Linked DNA regions of Mus musculus: regions 1 and 2 are each linked to region 3. A link is a loop called in an ENCODE intact Hi-C map of the cell type or tissue named here. Cell type or tissue: left cerebral cortex. All regions are shown on one strand. Region 1 overlaps 4930402H24Rik (RIKEN cDNA 4930402H24 gene). Region 2 holds the start of 4930402H24Rik (RIKEN cDNA 4930402H24 gene). Region 3 overlaps Atrn (attractin).

Evidence for each region. Hi-C counts contacts between places; a loop is a spot of excess contacts. Peaks named below come from ENCODE experiments on the same cell type or tissue, not always from the same donor. Only the 100,000 strongest peaks of a DNase experiment are listed, where the experiment ranks them.
Region 1: it touches region 3 in a loop (12-fold over the local background); 21 of 42 quality-filtered maps call a loop at or near these places.
Region 2: a loop joins it to region 3, with 2.8 times the contacts of the local background. A loop is called at or near these places in 6 of 42 quality-filtered maps.

The regions. Positions count from the first base shown.
Region 1 is chr2:130,816,899-130,821,898 of GRCm38, reverse strand. 4930402H24Rik (RIKEN cDNA 4930402H24 gene) reads left to right here. Exons shown (of 37, transcript NM_029432.2): 3 at 1,311-1,430. Among named protein-coding and RNA genes, the nearest start is that of 4930402H24Rik, 21 kb to the left of the region's middle. In left cerebral cortex, a CTCF peak has its summit at 2,998 (motif pointing left); a DNase peak (open chromatin) is centred at 2,676; H3K27ac peaks cover 1,520 bases.
Region 2 is chr2:130,836,771-130,841,770 of GRCm38, reverse strand. It overlaps 4930402H24Rik (RIKEN cDNA 4930402H24 gene), which reads left to right and starts at 1,626. Exons shown (of 37, transcript NM_029432.2): 1 at 1,626-1,807. The coding sequence starts at 1,725. In left cerebral cortex, CTCF peaks have their summits at 2,087 and 4,097 (motif pointing right); DNase peaks (open chromatin) are centred at 1,882, 2,536, 2,817, 3,481 and 3 more places; H3K4me3 peaks cover 3,538 bases; H3K27ac peaks cover 3,596 bases.
Region 3 is chr2:130,948,625-130,953,624 of GRCm38, reverse strand. The region is part of intron 6 of Atrn (attractin); the gene reads right to left. Among named protein-coding and RNA genes, the nearest start is that of Atrn, 45 kb to the right of the region's middle. In left cerebral cortex, a CTCF peak has its summit at 2,861 (motif pointing right); DNase peaks (open chromatin) are centred at 1,605, 1,970, 2,312 and 2,861.

The DNA.
Region 1 (5,000 bases), 130 kb after region 3:
ACTGTGCCTGCTGCAACCCTTTCTTCTCTTTTTTCTTTTTTCTTTTCTCTTTTCTCTTTTCTCTTTTCTCTTCTTTCTTCTTTCTTTTTTCTCTCTTTTTTTTTTTTTTCGAGACAGGGTTTCTCTGTGTAGCCTTGGCTGTCCTGGAACTCACTCTGTAGACCAGGCTGGCCTTGAACCCAGAAACCCGCCTGCCTCTGCCTCCCAAGTGCTGGGATTAAAAGCGTGTGTCACCACCACCCGGCTTCTTTTTTCTTTTTTTTTTAAGATTTATTTATTGTATGTAAGCACATTGTAGCTGTCTTCAGACACTCCAGAAGAGAGCATCAGATCTCGTTATGAATGGTTGTGAGCCACCATATGGTTGCTGGGATTTGAACTCAGGACCTTGGAGGTGCTCTTACCCGCTGAGCCATCTAGCCAGCCCAACCCTTTCTTTTCAAAACCACACAGAGAGCAGTTGCTTGCCTCTGATCCTTCCATCCTGCCAATAGCTGTAGTCCTCGGATGGCAAAGTCATTGAGAGACAGAAGTAAAGACAGTGTCGTGTAATTTCCTTTTGTCTCTGGTCCAGCCTTTCTAGACTAACCTTAGTGAAGGTTATCTGCAGGAGTGTGTGTCACTGCACCACCCCTTACAGTGCAGTCTAAACACTGCTTCTGACATTTGGGAAGGGCCAGTGGGTGCTAGTCTGTCCACTTGTCTTCCTCTTTTTTCGAACCACTTTAACTTGTCTTTAGTTGATCATATACGTTTTTTCATGAGGATCTCTCTGAGATCTGTTCTTAGGCTAACAAAATATTCCAAGATCTGTAGTAAATCCACAGAACACCATATTTTCTGGTTCCTTTTGCCCGTAAGAAATGCTTCATATGGGCTGGAGGTGGTTCATAGATAAGAGCACTTGGTGTTTTTCCAGAAAACCCAGGTTCTATTCCCAGCACCTACATGGTGACTCATAACCATCTATAACTCTAATTCTAGGGGATCTGGTAGATCATGGAGGGTGCTCTTCCACACATGATACACATACATATGGAAGTTCAACACCTATACATGTAAAGTAAAAACTGAAAGAAAAAATGCTTTTCAGAATTAACAGCCTTAGTAATCTTGTTGCTTAATTCTCCGACCTGTGTAGATTTTGAGATCCAAGGAAGGTACCTTATGCCTCAGCCCGTTTCTCTTACAAGGGGTCATTTATTTAGTTTTAGCACAAACCTGGTTTGGCCATCAAGGCCTTACTAAACGGGCTCTTACTGTATTCCATGGTATAGGCCAGCTAATCCTAAGCCTTCTTTGCTTTGCAGGAATTGACAGCAGGTACAATGAAGGCTGTAGAGAGCTGGCAAATTACCTGCTTTTTGGTTTGTACAGTCAGAATGCCACTGATTTTGAGAAAACGGGATTTTCTGAAGAAATTCTAGATGGTAAGTCTATATTATATTAGCAAAAGGTAGGAGAGAGTCATTTATTTCTTTGGACCCTTAATTCATGATTTTTTTTGAGACAGGGTTTCTCTGTATAGCCCTGGCTGTCCTGGAACTCACTCTGTAGACCAGGCTGGCCTCGAACTCAGAAATCCACCTGCCTCTGCCTCCCGAGTGCTGGAATTAAAGACCACGCACAGCTGTGATCTTCTTGTAAAAATTGTTTTAATTTTAATTTTACTGTATTGTACTATTTTGCTTGCATGTATGTATGTGTACTGTGTGTGTGTGTATGCATGTGTGTGTGCTCCCATGCTTGAGGCCCTTGGAGCCCAGTAGATGACATCAGATCTCCTGGAACTGGAGTTACAGATGGTTGTAAATCACCATTCACGTGTTGGGAATCAAACCCAGGTCCTCTGGAAGAGTAGCAAGTACTTTTAACTGCTGAGCCATCTGGACATCCCCAGTTCATGATTTTTTATTTCTGTGTCTGTGTTTTTTGGGTTTTTGTTATTATTTATTTGTTTTGAGACAGAGTCTCATATAGCTTTAACTGGCTTGAAACTCACTGTATAGACCAGGCTGGCCTTGAACTCTGAGATCTACCTGCCTCTGCCTTCTTAGTACTGGGATTAAAGACATACACTCAGCACCCTGTTTGTGATCTTTTAATAGGAAAATATAAGCAGAATTTAAATAGTCCAAAGCTCCACTAAATTCTTGCCTTATTTTGTTTTACTGTTTGAATAATGTGATTGGTCTTAAAATTGGCAGCCTTCTGGCCTCAGCCTCCCAAGTAGCTAGGATTATACCAGGTAAGATTTTATCTTTTTAATAGTGAAAAATAGCATTTCCGTGTTGACCTATTAAAATAGAATATTCCTATTGGTCATGGACTGGATAACGGACTGTCAGCAGCAGTTTTCAGAATACATTTATTGGGTAAATCATCTTTGAGACCAAAGCAGACATTGGTGTTTGGCTTTGTCTCTTGGCAGGGTGCTAGTTTTTCTTAGGATTGCCCGCTGCTCCTTTTCACGGAAGGTTCAGATCGTGTGCTGTTGCCAGTGAAAGCACTCTCTGCTTTGAGGCAAAGACGGACTGCTCTTGTAAGCTGCTCTGTGAGAAAGAAGATTTTATGTGGATCTTTAGCTGAGGAACAAGGGGCTATTGTCCTGCTGTCTTTGGGAATTGTTTTTTTGTGTGACTTTAATACAATGCAGGCTTTCTGCCTGCAGTCTGCCTTCTCTGGCTTGGAGACACTGCGAGCGTTGATGCTCCTGTGGGCTGTTGCCCAGGAGCTACTTCTCATATCGTGTACTTAGCATTATAAATTGTCTGCAAGATGAGTCAGGAGACATAGAACAAACAAGTAAGACTGGACAAGAGACTAGGCACTTGCAAGGCAGCTGGGATGCCATGAAAGCAAACATTCCATGTCAGATGATCTCACTTGAGTAGTGTGGTCTCAGATGGGGGGCCGTTTTGTCCCTTGGGGGACATTTAGCAATGTCTGAAGACAGTTTTGATGGCCATGGCTCGATCTGTGGCACTACTGGCATCTAGTGGGCACCAAGGCTGCTGCTGATCACCACAAAATAAACAAGAAAGCCTGTCATGCAGTGAAGAGTTTTCCTATTAAATAGTTCTGAGTTGTATCATCTTTGGAAGTTTACCTTGGAAAAGACCCCAATACTACCCATATAGTTTTCTTTTTTTAATATTTTTTAAGATTTATTTATTATTATTTATAAGTACACCGTAGCTGTTTTCAGACGCATCAGAAGAGAGGGTCAGATCTCATTACGGGTGGTTGTAAGCCACCATGTGGTTGCTGGGATCTGAACTCAGGACCTTAAGAAGAGCAGTCAGTGCTCTTACCCGCTGAGCCATCTCACCAGCCCCCATATAGTTTTCTTAGAGCTGTTCTTTTTATTAAGATCACAGAAAAAGGAGACTTTGAGTTAGTATCCTTTCTTCATTTTTTTCTTCCTTATCTTTCTGTCTGAGAAAATTTTACCTTGGAAAAGACCCCAATACTATTCATATAGTTTAGCTAGAGCTGTCCTTTTTATTATGATCGCAGAAAAGGGAGACTGAAAGTACTTTGAGTTAGCATCTTCTTTGGTTTTCCTTACCTTTCCGTCTGAGGTAAGCTCTCACTCTGTATCAGGCTGGCTTCAGATGCAGGCGCTTCTCAGCCTCTTGCTGCAGGCTTGCATGCACAGCCACCACTGTGATCTTCTTCAGGTCCTTTTCTTCTTAGGTTTTGACATTATAATACATTGTAACACATTTTCCTAACCTTTCCTTCATGTTTCTCAGCCTGCAGGTTGCAACCTCTTTGGCAACCCTCTGTCTCCAAAAGACATTTACATTGTGACAAATAACAGTTATGAAAGAGCAACAATAATAATTTTGTGGTTTGGGGTCACCACCACAAACTGTATGAAAGGATCACAGCATTAGGAAGGCTGAGAGCCACTGCTCTAAACCCTCTTATGTGGCCCTCCCCCTCTTTCAATCCTTGGCCTCTTTTTTCTTTAATTATTATTGAGCATATATACATACATACATATATACGTATATATGTGTGTATATATATATATTCCTATATCTAATCTCCTCAGTCCATATAATATTATTTTATGTATGCTTTCAGGGCTGACTATTTGTCACTGGACAGCCAGTTGGTGTGCTCTTCCTTGGGAAGAACAGCTCTCCCACTCGCAGCTTTTTCTCAGCGACCACAGTTCTGTGTGTAGGGTTGAGGCTTCGCCGGTTTTTCTCTGCCCATGTTGGCATGTCCATTGGTGGTGGCCCTGTGCAGCCCATGCTTGGACAGTCATGTTGGTGAGACTTCATAGATGCAGCTTCTAATGTTAGTAGGAGACACCATCAGTTTATTTTTTCAGTTTATTGTTTGTTTCAGATTTTGACTTTAAATTTCTTGGCCAGGAAAAGTGTTTCAAGCTTTTAATCCCAGCACTTGGGAGGCTTGCCTGGTCTACCTAGGAGATTCCGAGACAGGGCTAGGATAAAAAGACCTTGCCTTGAATAAAATAAAATGGCCTTTCTTTCAGGGGTCTGGGGAGATGGCTCAGTGGTTAAGAACACTGGGTGTTCTTCCAGAGGACTGGATCCAATTCCCTGTGCCTAGACAGTGACTCACAACTGTCTGCGACTTGAGTCTGAGGAGATCAGACCCCTGTCTCCTGGCTTCTCTGCAACTACCAGGCACACAAGTAATACACAGATATATATGCAAGCACAATACCCATATGAATAAAATAAAACAAAACAAAAATATCACATATAAAATAAAATATCTTCCCTTACATGCAGTGGTTTGGAAAGAATTTATTTTGGAAGTTTCCAGTTGCTACACATTTCATGATTGCAAGGACATTTTAGTATTAAAAATAAAGAGTGTGTTTAAATTCCCAGAGATGTGCTTTTACCCTGTAATTTTGCACAGGGGATACCTAGCAAATAAGCATTTTACTTCAAATTAATAAGGTCATTTTTAAATCCTTATAGTTAGAAAGTTAAGATCAGCAGATTTAT
Region 2 (5,000 bases), 110 kb after region 3:
GTGCAGCTTTTTTGGAAAACAAAAAGATGCCTCAAATTATTAAACACAGACTTTCAGTATAATCAAGCAGTACACTTCTAGGAGTATACTACATATACAGGAGAATTAAAAACATGTCTACACAAAAACTTTCGGTATTTGGTCATATTGGCATTAAGCTAAGGCACAGAAAGTGTGGAAAAAAGCTTCTATATTCATTAACTGATAAATGAATACAAAAGATGTGATATCTGCATACCACGACATTGGCCAAGCAACCAAAGGCACACAATTTTGTTCTGTGCTACAAATTGTAGTAGCCTTCCATCTGGACATGATGATGCAGGCCTGTAATCTCAGAATTTAGGAGGTTGAAGCAAGAGTTCAAGGGTTCAAGTTCAGGGGTTCAAGGTCAGCCTAGGCTACATAAAACATACCAAATGGAGGAGGAAGGAAGAAGGTGAATATCACATTTGCTTGTAGAGAAAAGATGTATTCTCAAAGCTGATTAACAGAGCTGGAGATGTATATAATGACTGGGTGCGTAAAAGCTCGAGGTGTTTCAATAAATTGACTGTTTAGCAATTTACAGTCTCCTGGCTGTTAACAGTGGTCTACAGAACAAAGCAGCTAAGAAAGGCTCTTTCATTCGGAAGCCTGGTCATTGCGCTGCTGATTGGGCTGCTGTCAATGATTAGCTGGGTTTCAGAAGCTGTTGATAACTGGCTGATTTGGAAGCCCCTGAAGAGAGGCTGTCTCTGATTGGCTGATTTTCAGATACTGTGTTGGTTACCTCTAAACAATGGTTACACATTCACGAGTTGGGTCTGAAGGCAAAATTTTATTTTCCTTTAAGTATAAAAATAAGCATTTTAGTTCCTTCTCTTTTTCAAACCTGCAAGAGATACCTTGGGGATTGTTAAAATCTTTATGAGTGGAAGAAGGATTTTTTTCAGCCAGTACTATTTATAAATAATTCAAAGGCTGATCATTGTAGCAGGGAAACTAGTCTTGTGGTGTTATAATTTACCATGAAAAGATGAATTTAGGACACGTAGGACATCTTGACAAGGTCGATATGTGATGCTAAAGTAGACCTTGTATATAGTAAGCAACTCTCCACTTTATGCAGGAAGGAACTTGGGCTCTGAGATTTTTTCTGGCCCACCGACCCACAGCTGGAAACAATTCTATCCAGACTCTGAACTGCAAAGGCAGGCGTCTCCTGGGATACTGTGAGCACACTGATGCCAGTGCTCTCAACAGGCCGCATCGCTAAGGGGCCGAACGTTCCAAGGATGGATAGGCAACTGATGTGAAACAGATAACTGTAGCCAGGCAGCGGTCCAGGACACCTAGAGATAAAGCCAAATACAGACCAGAAGAAGCCTAGCCCGGCCCTCGCGGGAGCGAGACCCCGCCCCGGGCGCGTCCGCGAGCGTGGCTGTAGCTCCCGCAGAACCCTCACCGCACTGAGAGACCTTAGGGCCCGGAGGTGTGGTGTCCCGGAGCCTGCGCCTGGCGGCCCGCACCCCAAGTCCGTCTGGCTCCTCCGCAGCACGGTGCGGCGCTGGGCCGGACTCACACTGACGCCCCCGCTGCGCGCGCTCCCGCCCCGCCCCCGCGTGCCCGCGCGCGCCGACCCCGCCCCCTTGGCGCACCCTCGCTCCGCCCTGCCGCTGGCCCGCAGCGGTGCCGGCCCCAGCGACCCTCCGCGGCCCCCAGGTCCTACGCCGCCAGCCTCCATGGACTCGTTCGACCCCCAGCAGCTGGGGCTGTCCCCCGCGCGCTTCGCTGGCACCTTTGGCAGTGGGGCGGCCTCCGTCAGGTATGCCGCGTCGAGACAGCCGAGGGTGGCCCGGGATGCGCCTTGGGGCGGCTACGCCTCGGGCGGCAGGGCGTGGTCTGATATGGCTTCCTTGCGGAGGATTGTTTCAAACGGCTCTGAGAAGAACGTTTGCCCAGGGACAGGCGGCCTTCTGGAGGGACCCTGCTATGTCTGTAGCTCGACAACCCACTGCGGTTTCCGGGAAGACCCCATTGTGACATCCCCACCCCATGGACCGGTTTTCCCTTAAACCTTCCCCACCGACAGCCCACCGCTAGAGGCCCTGTGTTCACGCGAGTGGAGCTCCCGAAACTGCCGCGTAAACCCCTTTGCTCCTAGGTGTCCAGACCCTTTGCCCCAGACTGCCGCTCGATTATAGAGTTTCCAGTCCCCTGCGTGTACAGGGAACTCCGCTCACCTGTCCCTGGCCACTGCATCCAACCCCTTTCCCTTGGGGAGCACCTGTTTCAGGGGCTTGAAGGTCATTGGGGGCGCAGGAAGAAAAAGGAAACTGGATGGAGAGGGAAAAGGAGGCTCGGAACCCCCCAGAGCGGCTGACACTAGGTTCGTGATAAGGAGTGCGGGTGGACTGGAAGGGGAGTTGATATTAGGGAGTGCTGCCCTGCCCTTTTCCATACAGAAGATCTGTTTCCAATTTCTGCTCTCTGTCTTTGGGGCTGACCTTGATAGCCGTCCGGGCTTTGTTTGTGAAGGAGCTAGTATGCGGCTGCCAGAGAAACGCGGAGGTTGGAGTGGTGGAGGTGTTGCAGTAGGAGCCTATAAGAAAGGGAAGGGAGGAGTCATTGGGGTTTGGGTACTGCTAACCTGTCATTAAACCAGAAGAGGCCTTTTTTGTTTGCTTACTTGCAGCCATTTGGCAAAGCAATATGCTATTGTTCCCTTGAGTGGGGGTTGTCAACTAATATTAGAATAGCTTATCCTATTTTCTGTCTTTTTTTTTTTTTTTAATTGAGACCGGGTCTCACTGTAGACCAGGCTGACCTTGAACCCGAAAAGATCCACCTGCCTCTGCCTCCTGAATGCTGAGTCTGTGCCACCGTGTCTGGCCGGCTTTTTCTGTGTTCTTGATTGAGTGTTGTATTGTGTTCTCTCTCTCTCTCTCTCTCTCTCTCCTCTCTCATGTCTGTCTCTCTCTTCTCTCTCTCTCTGTCTGTGTGTGTGTGTTTCTTTCTAGTATTGAGGGTCAAATCCCAATACATTGCTTTTGCTGGACAAGTGCTATAGCACATCTAGCCTTGTGTTTTGTAGAGTTTTGTTGTCTTTTATCAAAACTATGAAGAATGAAAATGACTTTTTTTTTCCTAAGACAGAGACTCACTTTGTAGGCCTGACTGGTTTTGAACTCACAGATCCACTTGCTTCTCAGTGCTGGGATTAAAGATATGAGCCACTTTGCTTGGCTTCTTTTTTATTTTTAAATTGTGTCTGTGTTTGTGTGTGTAGATGCATGTATTGTGTGTGTGTATGTGTTTTATGTGTGTGTATTGTGTGTGTATATATGTAGTGTGTATGTATATGTGAGAGAGAGAGACTCACTGTGCTTGCCACTGGGAGTATGAAGGTCAGAGGACACCTTGCCAGGAGTCTTTTCTTCCCTTTCTCCTATGTGGGTCACCAGGATTGGACTCAGCCAGGTCTCTTGGCAGCCAAGTGCCTTTACCCACTGAGCCATTCTGCAGGCCCCAAAACTAATTCTCATTCTTCATTTCTCAGGACTCCTTCATATACTCTGGCAATGTGTTTATTGAATGACTAAGCCGTGAAGGAAGAAAAGCAATGAGATAGTAATGAAACAATGCATCTGGGAGACCTGGTTTGCTTCTACTTTGACACTGTGTGGATTTCTCTGCCCCCAACAGGAATTCTTTCTGGGGTTTACAGTTTGTAGTGTGTAGCTGCTCATGGGAACAGTCTCCATCCTTTCTCAATCCTTCGGCCAGAGAGGATCACTGAAAGTATTTCAGCTTTGTATGAAATTTAAACAGGATGCATTAGAACTTTGAGCAGCCTGGCGATAAACCTCTCTGGAGGGATGTGTGTGTCTGCCTGTCTGCCTGTGTGTGTGTGTCCGGTGCCACATTTGTTTGATGTGGTGCTGGGGATGGAACCCAGAGCCGTGAACATGGTAACCAAATGCTCTGCCTCTGAACTGTATCCCCATCATAAGCTCGGGAATCTATTTAAATTTTAAAAAGAATTGTATTTTAAAGTAGTTCATTTTAGATTATTTCTGTGAGCGTACTGTGTATAAGGAAAGCCCAGGTGAATGCAGATTCCCAGTGGGTCCAGAAGAGGGCGTCAGATTCTCTAGAACTGGAGTTACAGGCAGTTGTGGGTCCCCTGACATGGGTGCTGGGACCTGATCTCAGGTCCTCTACAAGAGGGTACATGCTCTTAACTGCTGGGCCATCTCCACATTTTTATTTGTTTAACCAAAAGTATGTGTATGTATGTGTCTGTGTGTGTGTGTGTGTCCCAGAGCACATGTAACAGTCAGAGGATAACTTTATTCTTTCATCTTTCTTTTCCTTCCATCATGTGTGAATGTTTGCCTCAGGGATCCAATTCATGCCATCAGTCTTGGTGACAAACTCCTTTACCCACTGAGCTATTTTGCCAACCCTTGCTTTGAATACTTTGAGCCTTGGATGTGGAGAAGCAACTTTATCATAAAAATGCATCCCCAGAATACTACCTGCCATCTCTGTCTCTGTCTCTCTGTCACTGTCTCTGTCAGTCTGTCTGTCTGTCTTGCTATGGAGCCCTGGCTGGCCTGGAACGTGCTGTGTTGTCTGAGCTCACCTTGAACTTGTGGTGATTTCCCTGCCTCTGTCTCCAGAATGGTGGGATTACAGCAGTATATTACCACATCTGGCTTACTTATTTGATTTTAATTTTTTTTAATTATTTATTATTAGCAGGTTTGTGTGTGTGTGTGTGTGTGTTAAGGGAGAGATGCAGACATGTTGGCCCCAAGGCATGTGTGTAGAGGTCAAGAGGGTAATTTCCATGATCTGATTCCCCTTCCGAAGTGAGTCTGGCAATCGAGCTTGGTCATCAGGCTTGCACATAAAGCACTTTTACACACTGAGCCATCGCTCTGCCTCTTTATTTTCTTTTGTTTTCTCTTTCTCCCTCTTTTTTTCCTTTGATTTTTTAAAATTTATTTTTA
Region 3 (5,000 bases):
AGAAGCCAAGAAGAGTGTCAGATCCCCTGGGACCAGAGTTACAAATGGTTGTGAGCCAACATTTGGGCACTGAGAATTGAATCCATGTCGTATGGAAGAACAGCCCATGCCGTAACTGCTGAGTCATGTCTCAGTCCCTGTAACTGCTTTTCATGAAGAGAGACTGATGAAGATGAAGCTCGTATCAGTTTGCAATTCTAATGTGTATTTATGTGGCTATACAAAATCTAGATCTTGGTTTCAAAACTACTAGCATGAAAAATAACTACGATTTAAATAAAATCAAATTTATTGTGTTTCAAAACTACTAGCATGAAAAATAACTACGATTTAAATAAAATCAAATTTATTGTGTTGGTTTGCAAGGTACTGACAGATGTTGGGGTTGCCTCATTTGTTTTGTATCCATTGGTTATTTCAAACACATGCTTTTTCTAGTTGCTTCCTTTAACAACAGAATATTTGATACCATGATTTATGTCCTATTCACTAGTAAACTGCTTTTTCTAAATGTTAGGTGATCTTTTTCAGTTCAACCAGAATTAATTTTTTGAAGATTTATTTTTATTACTTTTAGCTATATATATGGATGTTTGTGGAGCATATGTGTGCTGGTGCTTGCATGGGCCATAGGCATTGATTGGTTCTTCCTGGAGCTGGAGATATGGGTAGCTGTGAGCTGCCTGATGTGTGTACTAGGATCTGAACTTGGGTCCTCTGGAAGAACAACAAGCACTCTTAACTGCTGAGCCATCTCTCTAGCCCCTAAGAACTTATATTTAACCGGGATACAGAAGAACTATTATGGATCCTTTGTGTGTGTGTGTGTGTGTGTGTGTGTGTGTGTGTGTGTGACAGAGAGAGAGAGAGAGAAAGAGAGAGAGAAAGAAAGAGAGAAAGAAAGAGAGAGAGATACTTATGTAACTAGTGTTGGTTTTGTTTGATATTTTTAATAAACCAAGGGGCTGGCAGGATTTCTCAGTGGTTAGAAGCACCTTTTGATTTCCCAGTGTACCCAGCTTTCTTTCCTAGCACTCACAACTCCCTGTAACTCCAGCTCCAGAGCCCTTCTTCAGGTGTCCTTGAGCACCACATACATGAGGTATACATTCACATAAATACACACACACACACATACATAAAGGAAATCTTAAAGTACAAATATCAACTAAAACAAAAACCGTAGGTGATAGCACACATTCTTCAGACACATCATTATGAATCATTTCAGGTTCAGCAGAAATTCTCTTGAAGCTACAATCTTTCCAATCAAACAGATGATTCTGTGGGACAGTTTAGGTTAAATGATTTAAAAGCAGCCACATCAAATTTATATACATCATGCAAATATAGTAGTTTATTTACAAAATTTTGTAAATACCACCTCCCCATTCAGACAAGGAAGCCAGACAAACTCTAGCTTGCTTTAATTAGCCAAGCAGTCAGCCATTCCATCAGAGTTGCAATCTGTGTACTAAAAGGTTGTGACCCAGGGAATATCTAAGATAGTGATGGAAATGCCATCACAGGAGTCGAAGTGACGGCAGCTTTAGACTGCTGAACAGAATTTGGTAAAGCAGACATTGGCCTGCGAGCTTTTTCTTTATCCTGCCTCACAGCTTGCTATTTAAGGCTTAATCTTGTCCAAAATTGGGTTACATCAGGAAACAGGAAAATAACTTCAGTATCATGTTATCCAACTGTGTATTGTTTACTTTATGGTAAATAATGGTGGGGTGGGGAGGGGAGGAGCCAGGTATCTTAGTTACTGTGCTATTGCTGTGAAGAGACACCATGACCAAGGCAACTTATGAAAGAAAGCATTTCATTGGGAACTTGGTTACAGTTTCAGAGAGTTAGTCCCTGACCGTCATGGCTGGAGCCTGGCAGCAGGCAGGCATGGCACTGGAGCAGCAGCTGAGAGCTCACATCTAACCCACATGCAGCAGACAGAGAGAATGTGTGGGCCTAGTGTGGGCTTTTGTGCAGGGATGACATGACATAGACAGACACCAAGATTCAAATCTATAAGCCTATGGAGTCCGCTCTCACTCATTCTACAACAGGCATGATGACATATACCTACAATCTCAGCACGTACTAGGCCTAGTACTTCAAGAGTTTTTTGAAGTTTGTTTGTTTGTCTGTTTGTCTGTTTGTTTGAGACAGGCCTCCTGTACCCCTGCTTAACCTCAAACTCCCTATGTAACTGAGAATGATCCTCAAGTTCTCATCATCCTGCCTCTGCCTCCATGGTGCTGAAGTTATAAGTGTGCATGACCACACCCAGTTTTATGTAGTGCTAAGGATGAAGTCTGGTGCTTCGCGAATGCTGAGCATGCCTTCTACCAACTGAACGACAGCCTCAGCAGTGGGCTGGTGCTGCAGTCTGGAGTATGTTGAGGTGTCTGAGATACAATGTCTATGATTAACTGTGTCAGCATTGAAAATGAATTTAAAATTTTTTTAGGGGAGAAGGCTAACTCTGAGCAGGGTGTCATGGCATTCACCATTAACCCCAACCCCCAATCAGAGAGATTTGCCTCCTCTCCCTCTCAAGTGCTTAAATTAAAACCTTTTGCTACCAGGCCCTGGCCTTCTTTTAATGTAAGATTTACTGTTCTCCCTATTGTTCTGACTGTGGAATTTCTAATGGTCTGTCTGGAGGCTCGCTGGCTCTTTCTTGCCTCTGTCCTGCCAATGCTAATCCACCCACTGGGATTTCTGTTTCCATTGCTGCATTTTTCAATTTTACAACTCCATCTGATATTCTCTTTTTAGATTTATTTATTTTTATCTTATGTGTCTGAGTGTTTTGCTTGCCTTCCTATCTGTGTACCATGCGCATGCAGTGCCAGCAGAGGCCACAAGAGGGCATCTACATCCTCTAGAACAGAAGTCCCAGCTGGCTGTGAGCAGGAGAAAATGCTCTTAGCCTCTCAGCCATCTTCCAGGCCCTCCACTTAAGATTCTTTCTAATAATTATTATTACATTTATTTATTTGGGCAAGGCCATGTATTTGCCAAGGCACAAAGATAATCAGAAGGCAACTGCCAGGAACTGGTTCCTTCTTCCACCCAAGTGGGTCACCAGGCCCAGCTGGACAAGTGCCTTAACCTGGCCTCTGGTATCCTGTTATGTCTTGTATTTGTTTTGGTGAGACTTTCTATTCTTTCATTTGTTTTATATGTGTGTAGCTGCTCATTGTAGTGTTTTAGGTAGGCCACCTTAAAATTCCATTTTTAATGCTGACACAGTTAATCACAGACATTGTATCTCACACACCTCGACATACTCCAGACTGCAGCACCAGCCCACTGCTGAGGCTGTCGTTCAGTTGGTAGAAGGCATGCTCAGCGTATGGGAAGCACCAGACTTCATCCTTAGCACTACATTCCTTGTCAGATAATTCTAATGTGTGTCACCCTAATGTCAATGTCTCTTTGATTTCTCATTCAAAACGAGATCATATTAGCTCTTGGCTGGGCAGATTTTGTATATCATGCTGTGAGACTCTAGATCCTCTTTGATTTTATGCCTTCTTAGACCCCTCCCATAGGATGGAGAAGGTCAACTTATTACTGCCATTACTGTTGCTGACAGCAGAGGTCAATGTCCTCACATGGCCTCTACTGGCACTGTCTGGGCAGAAGCTGTATTTCCAACTGGTGAACCTGAAAGCCCTATGACTACTTGGTGTCTCTGGTGCTAACCCTAGTCGTTGGGGCATCTTACTGTATCCTGGTAAGGAAGGACATCCAGGCTCCCCACTTAGCTTTACTGGCACAGATCAGGCCAGGGCTAGATTTCTGTGGCATCTGGCTGGCATAGAGACATTACTATTGAAAGTTTTGTCTTTCTAAATCCTTGGACTAAAGAGAGCACAAGATTTTCTGGAAGATCTTGCTTTAAATTTTTTTTTTATTCTTTTGAGATGCTACATATAATTAGAGGCCCTGCACATGGAGGCGAGAACCCCACCTCTGGGCTACATCCTACGTCTTTTCCTTAGGGTATTTTTTTTTCTTTCTTGTACCTATCAGTATTACTAAGTTGCAAATGTGCTCAGCAGTAAATTTAACATACATAGGCAAAAAGAAAAGTCTCAGGACACCCTGCCTCACACTGTTTACTGTGCTCAGGAGTACTGAGCCATACTGTTTTCTTGCTGCTGCTTTTTTTCTCTTGGTTGTTTACACACAGTGTTCAAGGTGTGTTAATCATAGTTAGTATTTCAATTTTTTCTTAGGTCAGCAAGAAAGCTCACAGAGGAAGAGTGCTTTGCTGCCAGCCTGATGACCTGGGTAACCCAAGTGATCTCACCTACAGGGTGGGAGCACAGCACAGCATTCCAAGTCTTTTTCTGACCACACAGGCACTATGGCACACAAACACACAGGATACATAAATGTTAAAAAAAAAAAAAGACTTTTATATTTTTCTCCATATAATTTAAAAGATTCCTCTTTCAACATTCCTTTTGCAAAGCAGTATCATTGTGTTTGTATATGTGTGTCCTTCCACATTTTGTCTTCAATTCTAAATTTTTAGAATTGTTAGCCTGGTCCTCTCATTTCTACTACTTTCTCTAGTAAACTGTCCTTTCATATTACACATCGCTCTCCTGTCACCTGTTTTAGAGCTGTCATCCATTTTATAAGGTTACTTCACTGTTCTACACTACTTTGTGTCTTTTAATTACTATGCCTGGGGTGATTCAAAAACTGTCTGTGATGGGTTGGTTGAGGATGGCTCCAATAGGTTCAACACTTGGTCCTGATTGGTGGAACTGTTTTGGGAAGGATTAGGAGGTGTGACCTTGTGGGGGAGTGTGTCACTGGGAGTGAGTGACCTTTGAGGTTTCAAAAGCCCATGCTAGGCCCAGTGTCTGTCTGCCTGTCTGTCTGTCTCCTCCCTTTGCTCTTTCTTCCCTCCCACTTGCTTGCAGATCAGATTCGAGCTCTTAGCTACTGCTCCCGTGCTGTGCCTTGCTGCTACC